2 separate regions of the Mus musculus genome follow, and region 1 is linked to region 2. The links are chromatin contacts, found by Hi-C in ENCODE. All regions are on one chromosome and are shown on one strand. The core of a region is the stretch at or near the end of the contact, and the rest is flanking DNA. Distances in the headings are between cores, read along the strand shown. Region 1 has its middle 66 kb from the start of Gm39203. Region 2 holds the start of Rbmxl1 (RNA binding motif protein, X-linked like-1).

Region 1 (4,233 bases), core at 1,255-3,754, 230 kb after region 2:
GGAGCATGGTGTGGGAAGGCGTGTCATGCCAGCAGCAGCTGAATCAGGGATGTTCTCTCAGACCCTACACTGGCATTCCATCCGATCACCCCACCACACCCGAGAGAAGTATCAGCTTAGCAAGGCAGGACTGGGCTGAGCTAGGCTGGGTCCCCAAATACACATCCCTGTGAAAGGCTTGGGGCTGCTGAGCAGTGTAGGCAGACACACACGGTAAGGCAGAGTAGTTTTCACAATGACACTCAGACAGACTGGCATGGGAGACAGTTTCCTCTGAAGTGTCATGTGAGTCAGCTTTCCACACGGTTAAAAAGATCTGAGATGTCTGCCACTCATTTGCTAGGCGGTGTCCTGGGCACAGGAGAGGTGTCCCCCTCACTGCCTGTGGCACTCAGGAGAGTGGGCCCTGCACTTGCCCAGGCAGCACAGTGGAGCTGGCCCTGGTAGCTAGGGCTAGGTGAGCCGGCTGAGGGCATGAGAGCAGGAGAGCTGCAGCATTGGGTGAGCTACCTGACGCAGTGTTGGAGAGCTCGCCCTGCTGGGGTGGGTTCAGGAGAGCTGGAGGGCTGACCAACTCAGCTACCACCCAGGCCCAGGCAGCACCCCAACATGTGCCCCGTCTCTGGAGTGCTGGAGCACATGAAGGGCTGTTCCTGCAGATCCAAAGCCACAGGACCTCCATGACACAGGGCATCAACAGGAGATCCGAGAGGAGTCCCAGTGAGGTCCAGTACTGATAGTGTAGCAGGAGCCAGAGGCCTCGAACCAGACCAATGACTAATTGTGGTGAACATTTGCTAGTGAAGGTGTGTGGACAGAAGGGTGCACCTTGGAGAAAATGCACTGGGACCCACTGCAGCTTCCACAGCAAGGTGTTTTTGTTTGTTTGTTTGTTTGTTTGTTTTATTTTACTTTACTTTTTAATTTTCTTCTGGGGAAGGTTGCCAGGGTGAAAGGTAGGTATGAAAGGACAGGGAGATGAGTGGGAGTGGGGTGCGTGACGTGAAATTCACAAAAAATAATTTTAAAAATTGCTATATTTTTAAGAGAAAAAATCTGAGATAAATCATCTGCTAAAGAAAAATGGTCTGAGGGGAATAAAATATGAAATGTAAAAAAATAAATTAGTTAAAAAAAAAAGAAAAGAGGAAAGGTCTATCTTAACTGGCAATTTTAGATGTTCCAGGCCACTATCTAGTTGGCCCCACTGCTTTTGGGGCTGCGGGTGCTCCCCCCAACCCTGGGGGGCCTCACAGCAGGAGTCTGTGGCACAGGAAGTGGCTTACCTTGTGGTGGCTAGGAAAGCAAAGAGCAACAGGTTGTGGTAAATCCCCACAACCTCCTTCAAAGCTACTCCATCCAGAGCATTACTCCTTCAGTCAGACGCCGTCACCTAAGGGTCGCTCTATCTCCCCATAGCACCAGGCACTGAGTGTCAAGCCTGAAACACATGGGCCCGTGCAGGAGTCGGTGGGCTCCTATAATGGAGTGGGCTCTTATAATGTGGGAGTGGGCTCCTATAATGGGGTGGGCTCCTATGATGCAGTAGCCTTTGGCCTGCTGTAATCCAATAACTCCCAAGCTTCTATAAATAACAGAATCAAGTTTCTAGTGTGCCAAGCTAGACTTGGGCAGAATGGTTCCCCTGGTGCCGCATCTGGGGTAAATAGACAATTGTAACCCACAGATGGGAGGAGAAAAGAGTAGAGTGCAGGAATTCGGCAAGAGGTTGCTCCCAGGATTGCTTGCAGCACCTGAGGTTGTCCTATCTCACCGTTCAGTTTCTGGAAGCACTAGAGTAACAGGAGGCCCAGACCTTGCGTGCATCTTCAAGTCTGGTCTGACCCTTGGGCCCCCATGGCATTACTAACTAGAAGCAAGCCTTGTTGTAGCTCCTGCTACATATGAATACCAGAAGTTTAAAACATAGATTTCCTGCTGGACCAAGGTGGCTCTGACCTCAGGTGCAGCCATCATGGTCACATCCTTTTTGAATGAGAGTAACTCCCACAGACTCATCAGAGTGAGGAGCAGGGTATTGTAGAGGTGACCTCTGACCTCTGACCTCTGAGCATGGAGGAGAGCACAGGCCCAGGGCTCTGTCTTTGCTATTTCATTGTCCACTGTCTCTGCCCCCAGTGCCTTTAGGCCATAGGCTCTACACAGCCTGTTTGCAGCCCCCCTTTCTCCTCCTAACCTTCACCTTCCCTTTAGGAAACAGCAAGCTTTTAAGGCCAGTTTTCTGGAATCGCCCCCTGCTCACACATAGAGGTCCCCAGAGGGTGCAAAGGTTGGCAAGAGAATGACCCTGAGGAGGGGTAGGACCATGAACAAGGTGCAGCCCTGGGCACTTGAGGCAGCCTTGACCTTCTATCAGGCTTCAGTGCTCCTAGAAAGGTCCACGGCCAGCTGGCCCAGCCCTAGCAGACATACCCACACCAACAAAGGCAAGCAGTACCTATACTGGGATTTCCCTTCCTAGCCTGGACCTGGAGGACTCAGGGACCTGTCTTGACATTGCTACAGCCTGCTTTTGAGGTCGAGCAACAAGGAGCATCCTAGTCACACCAAGCTGGCCTGGCACAGGAGATGCCCTCACCACGGGAACGAAATGGCTGACTACCACCTGAGCCCAAGCACCGTGGCTGTGAGATCATGTTGCCTGGTCTGGCTTTCGTCTGCTGCTCTAAATAGAGGAACATTGTGACCCCTCCCCCAGTTGTCTCCAGAAGGAAATGGGGCCACACAGGATGTCCAGCTCAGAGAGCTGAGGGTTGTGAATTAGACATGCTCCCCAAATAGACCCGAGTCTCTGAGGAACAGTTTTACCTTGTCACTTATTGCCATTAAGTTCACTGATGAAGCATGTGATAAGAGTAGTCTTCTATCTCCCCTAGCCACGGGATTCAGTAAAGACGTTCTCTGTTAGAGAGAGAAACAGAGAGGGAGACAGAGAGAGAGAGCGACAGAGACATACAGAGCATGAGAGAGAGAGAGAGAGAGAGAGAGAGAGATCCCCTAGATCACACAGTATGTAGGGATGTAGGGTGGGAGGGTGTTTCCCACCTACTTAGAAGCCCTGGCTACACAAATGTGTCCAGGATCCTTCCAGACTCAGACTTGGTCTGCCTTATTTACATGTACTTACACACAGAGGGAAAGATCCATGGTTGCCTGCCTGGGAACTCTATTTTTAGTTGTTTGGACTCATTGGCTTCCCCTCTGATCCTTCCTGGTTCTTTTCTGAGTATTTCCGGCCACTGCTTTCCTGGGAGAAAGGGGGTGAAGCTGAGCCTTAGTAGAGGCTGACCTCAAACCAGAGGGGCCCTGTATCATGGCCTTACAGCTCTGCTGGGGTGACTCTTCTCATCCCCGACCCCTCAGGACAGCTGGTGCTGAGAAGAGAGTTCTGGAAGCCGGGCAGCCTGCTGCAGTACCTGTGTGTGAGGACCAGGCAGCAATGGAGGTTTATTCAGCCTGTTTTTCTAGCAATGCTTGTGGAAGAATGAGACGAGAACCTGCCATGAAATGTTACACGGGCTCTCTTCTCCAAAACAAAATAAAACAAACCAAAACAGCACTCTCTCTTAGACAGAGCAATAAAATATATATTTATAAATATTTTCCAAGACTGCCCTCTAGTGGAAATCTAGAAGCAATAGCACATCTTATAAATTAGGATTTGGGATTCCGAACTTCTGAGTAAAAACAGACATTGAGGGAGGGAGACCTTCACACACACTCTGAAAGTTTCTCACACTGCCTTTGTGCCCAGAGGGCTGGTGAGGTTTCACTGGGCTGTACCTTGTTTCTACCAAACCACACACACACACACACACACACACACACACACACACACACACACTGAAGACTGTCTTGCCTTTTAAAAGAAATCCTGCTAGAGCTGGAAATTGTGTTATAAGGATATTTTAAAACTGGAAATGCAGGGACATGCCAGGAGAGACAATGGGAGAGCAGGCCCCATGTGTCCCTGGCTGGGCTCTGTGTGTTTGAATCTCCGGTGCTTTTATTTTGGCTGAGGAAGGAGCCAAGGCTGCAAGAGCATCTAGCCCCACAGGCCACACACACTGCTGGGGTTTCACCTTGGAGGATGTGGGACAATGAGTCATTTGTGCCTCTTCCTGGCTGTTCCTGGCCAAGGTCAGCTTTCCCACTGGAACTCAGCAGCCTGGCCCAGTGCCCAAGCTGTCTGGAGCCTTTCAGCGGTGCAGA
Region 2 (4,283 bases), core at 1,784-4,283:
GGATGATCTGAATAGTCACGATCCCGACCATATCCATCTCTATCACCGTAGCCTCTTGATGGATAGTCATCACGGGAACTGGAATGACTGTAATCACGGTAAGTATAATCTCTTGGTGGCGGTGCATAATCTCTGGTGTCTCGGGAGCTTGGGTAATCTCTGCTTGAATAGCTATCTTTTGTAGAATATCCATCATCTCTTGGGGACAAATAAACATCTCTGCGAGATGGCAGGGGTTCCCTTCGTGGTGGACCCCCGTAGCTATCTCTTCCACGGGACACTGGTGTTCTTCCGCCCATTCCACTGCTGCTTCGAACTGGTCCGGAAGGTGTTGATCTTTTAGGAGGGGGACCCCCGCTTCGTGGTGGTGGTCCTCTCTTTACTGGAAGTGGTCCCCTGGAAGAACTCATGTTAAAGTTCATGGAATAACCACCATCATCCATGTATCCTCCACGTGAAGGGGGTCCCCTAGTTCCTCCACTTCCTCCTCGAAGACCTCTGGGAGGGCCCCTGCTTCTTGGAGGTGGAGGTGGTCCACGCCTGCCACTTTCAAAAGATGGTTTGGTAGCTTGCTCCACCTTGATGGCTTTTCCATCCAAGGACTTTCCATTCATATCTCTAGCTGCATCTTTAGCATCTGCTGGGCTTTCGAAGGTAACAAAAGCAAATCCTCTTGATTTGTTGGTTTCCCGGTCTTTCATCAAAAGTATTTCCACTATTCGTCCATACTTGCCAAATACTGCTTCAAGGGCTTTCTCATTTGTTTCTGTATTAAGCCCACCAATGAAGAGCTTTCCTGGGCGATCTGCTTCAACCATCTTGCCTTCCAGCTGAGAGTCGGAGGGGACGTGAAGGTCTCAAGCTCCTCCTACAAGCTCGCCAAATCGGCCTTCCAAGTAGCTCACCGGTGACAGCTGCTGGGTCTCAGAACAGAACAGAAAAGCCACTAGGACTACTGCACACGAGCACCTGTGAATATTATTGTATTAGTTTCCTCAGGCTGCTGTAACAATGCATTGCGAAAGGGCTGGGGGTGGGAGGTGTGTTATAAAACATTGATTTTCTTACAGTTCAGGAAGTCACGAAGTATGAAGGTAAGTTTCTATCAGAAGCCTTAACAAAAATCTGTACCATGACTCCCTCCTAGCTTCCAGTGGTTGTCAGTAATTCTTAGACTACTTTGGCTTATAGATATCTCAATCTAGTTCCTCTCTCCACCCTACGTGGTGCTTACACTCCACCTGCACACCTTTGTATGACATTCAGAAGAACTGCAGCTTTTCATACCTATCAACATCTGATTTCTACAAGTCACCTTCTGAGGTCATGGGAAAACGTGTCTTTTACAGGGGATGGTACTCCAGTTAAGTTGGAGAAAGGATATAGGCTCATAAACTTAATCTAAATGAATATGACCCATTATTCTGGACTATCTGGTTAGGCTTTAAATCCAAGGACAAGTATCTTTTAAAGATACACACAGAAAAAAGGTAATGAATGCTCAAGGATGCAGAGAGCAGCCACTTGAAACATATGGAGGGAGATGTGATGCCTAACCAGGTCGAGACTGGAGCATCAGAACCTAAATCAAGGAAGCCAGGGAATATTAACAGCCACAAGAAGCTGGAAAGAGCCTTTAGAACACATGGCCCTCCAATATCTCCATTTTGGATTTCCTTATTCTGCAACAGTAAAACAACATGTCTATTGTCTGAGTATAGCTAACTCGGGGAGGGGACTATTTGTTATAGCAGCCCTAGCAAACTAATACAGTCCTTGACAATACAATTCACAAAACTACGGTTAAAATATTCTATGAATTAAGATTTTGTTCTAAACAGGTCAAAATCTCTAGAAAGACTCTGTGAGCAGCCTTACTTAAGCAGCACTATCTGTGATGACCTTTTGAGTATTCGATGACTGAGGCAGATTTTTTTTTCCTTTTGAACCAAGCAAAATTACTGAAGAAAATTATGTTATAAATTTTACTTCCTAGAACTCCACTTACCTTGTGACTGTCTTATAATAAGCCTTTATCACATTTCATGTACTTCTTTTGCCTGGTAAATTGTTTAATGTCTCCCTATTAAGTTCTTTTTATCTTGAGATTAGCTTTTCTTCATGCTGCCTGATGCGTAATTACCGAGCAGTGGGGGCTGTGCAACTGAGAACTGATAGCACAACTGCTTAAAGCAGCTTAGTTTTTGGATAGCGAGTCATGTCAGCAAGATAAAGTTAAATAGAGCAAATTGCACGCCGAGTCTCTTTCAAGCTTTGAATGCATTCAGAATGAAAGTCTGGTACAATCCCTTTCGAACGTTACGTTCCATAGTAAACTATTCAAGTAGCTGATACCAGGCTGCTTCAAAATGTCCCACAATACTTTGTTCCTTTCTTTCTTTGGGTGCATAAAGAGGAAGGGTTGATGCTCGGAAGACCATTCGTGAAACTATGTCATAGATTCGCCAAAATGCAATGCAAGAAACCGAGGGTTGGGGGAGGGGGCGGACATCAGACCCTCCACCCTGGATCTGGCCCTCACTGCTTTTGTTCTGAGTTCCTGGCCCCCTCTCAGTTGTCCTGTTGCTTTAGTGGTTCGGGGTCAGGCAAAGGCCCGCACCACGCGGCCTCCGGAATCGCCCGCCCACGCGCGGCACACGGGTGGGGAGGAGCCTGGGTCGCTCTCTCACCGCCCCCCAGGGAAGATTTGCCCCATCCCGGCCGTCCTCCCCACTCCCGAGGCGGGTTTTGGCCGCGGAGGCGGTCGGGCAGAAAGGCCCGGGCAGGCCACCGACCTGGCGGGAAGGCCCAGCCCGCCTTCCCCGCCTTCCCGCCGCCGCCGCTGCGGGAAGGCGGGGGGCCTGCCGTCCCGGACGTCTGCTCGGCCACCGATTTTCAACCTACCCACGGGGCTAACGCTTCCCTAACTAGGAAGCCGCTTTCCCGCGCCGGTCGCCACACGCGTCTGCCGCCGCCGCTCCCGCCGAGAACCAGAGGCCGCGAATGGCTTCCCCTCCCCCCGCGCAACGTCAACGCGACGTCGGTCGTCGCCGTAATGTCTCGAGTATACGCGCATAGACATAGCAGGCATTGGCGCGCGCAGCCGCCGCCACGGCGCAGCCCGGTACCGGCCCAGCGCACGCCGCGGGTCTCTCGGGCTCAGGGCAGAGTGAGAGACGCTCTCTGCAAGGCATGTCTCGGGGCTCGGGCCGCCGTCAATATAGCTTTACTGCAGCGACACCCATGATGAGGCTGGGCGTCTGGGGCGCCTCATCCCTCTCTCCCACTGCGGGCCTCCCCAAGCTTGGCCGTGTATGCACGGCGGCGGGTCCTGTTAGTGCAGCCCGTGACTCGTCTCACTTGCGTGCTCCTGGTGTGCCTCCGTTTTACGTCCCCTGCGCCCTGGTCCTCGGCGGGTGGGCGCGTCTATTCTGAGGTGCGTGGTAGTGATGGCGGCGCTCAGCGAGGCTTTCCTGTCACTGGGTACTACTACTCCCAGCCCGCCTCGGAGCCGCCCGAGCCACCCCTCGGTCTTTAGTTTACGAGTGGCAATTTGACTTGCTCTGCTGCATGTCTGGAGGGATCGAGGAAAGTGTGGAGACGCCCCGGGGATTTAGGGATCGCAGTTTGGAAAGCAAGCCAGCCAAACAAATAAACAAAACCCACCCGCCCTAACAAATATGAGGCTGCTGGAGAGGGCGAGGAAAGAATGGTTCATGGTCGGGATAGTGGTGGCGATCGGCGCCGCTAAGCTCGAGCCGTCGGTCGGAGTGAACGGGGGTAAGTGCCGCACCTCCGCCGGCTGCAGCGCGCCGGCTCCCACTTCTGAACTCGTCGGCGAGTCCCCGGGAGGAGCGGCCGCCCTGGCTGCGGCACAGCCCTCTGTCTCGCAGCGGGAGAGAGGGGGGCTTTTAGCAGGTTCTTCTCACTTGCTAGCCCAGGAGGGAATTAGGAATGGGGCAGGGGAGTGGGAGTGCAGGTTGCCTTTTCTGCGGGCAATCAATGACTTCTGCTCAGTGCCGGAGTGAGGGTACAGAAACTGAAAGTTACTCCTCTCGTTCTTAGTAGCATCCCATCCCAAGGGACTATAGGTTGCCAGGAGTTCTTTATCTATCCTGGAATAGACCTCATTATCCAGTCTATTTCCGACTCCTCCCTTTTGCCGCCCCCCCCCCCCAAAAAAAAGTCTGTTGGAGAGAAAGGGGTTTGGGGGAGATTATTGGCGGGAGCGGCGGATAGGAGAAAAAGGAAAAAAGGATACCCTTGCTCCAAACTTCAATTTT

Evidence for each region. Hi-C counts contacts between places; a loop is a spot of excess contacts on that map.
Region 1: a loop to region 2 is called in a map of heart, with 6 times the contacts of the local background. The contact joins the enhancer-like site here to the promoter of Rbmxl1 in region 2. A Hi-C loop is called at or near these places in 5 of 37 maps with a recorded cell type or tissue (gastrocnemius and heart).

What each region holds. Positions count from the first base shown.
Region 1 is chr8:78,738,472-78,742,704 of GRCm38, forward strand. No RefSeq gene overlaps it. Among named protein-coding and RNA genes, the nearest start is that of Gm39203, 66 kb to the left of the region's middle. RefSeq lists an enhancer at 2,043-4,233. Within about 2 kb of position 2,505, at least 1 of the 3 ENCODE cell types and tissues checked has a DNase peak (open chromatin) inside an H3K27ac peak, as active enhancers do; it is heart, where a contact is called at or near this core.
Region 2 is chr8:78,505,895-78,510,177 of GRCm38, forward strand. Rbmxl1 (RNA binding motif protein, X-linked like-1) reads right to left here and starts at 3,034. Exons shown (of 2, transcript NM_001252089.1): 1 at 2,905-3,034; 2 at 1-923. The coding sequence starts at 818. Slc10a7 (solute carrier family 10 (sodium/bile acid cotransporter family), member 7) reads left to right here and starts at 3,434. Exons shown (of 12, transcript NM_029736.2): 1 at 3,434-3,780. The coding sequence starts at 3,681.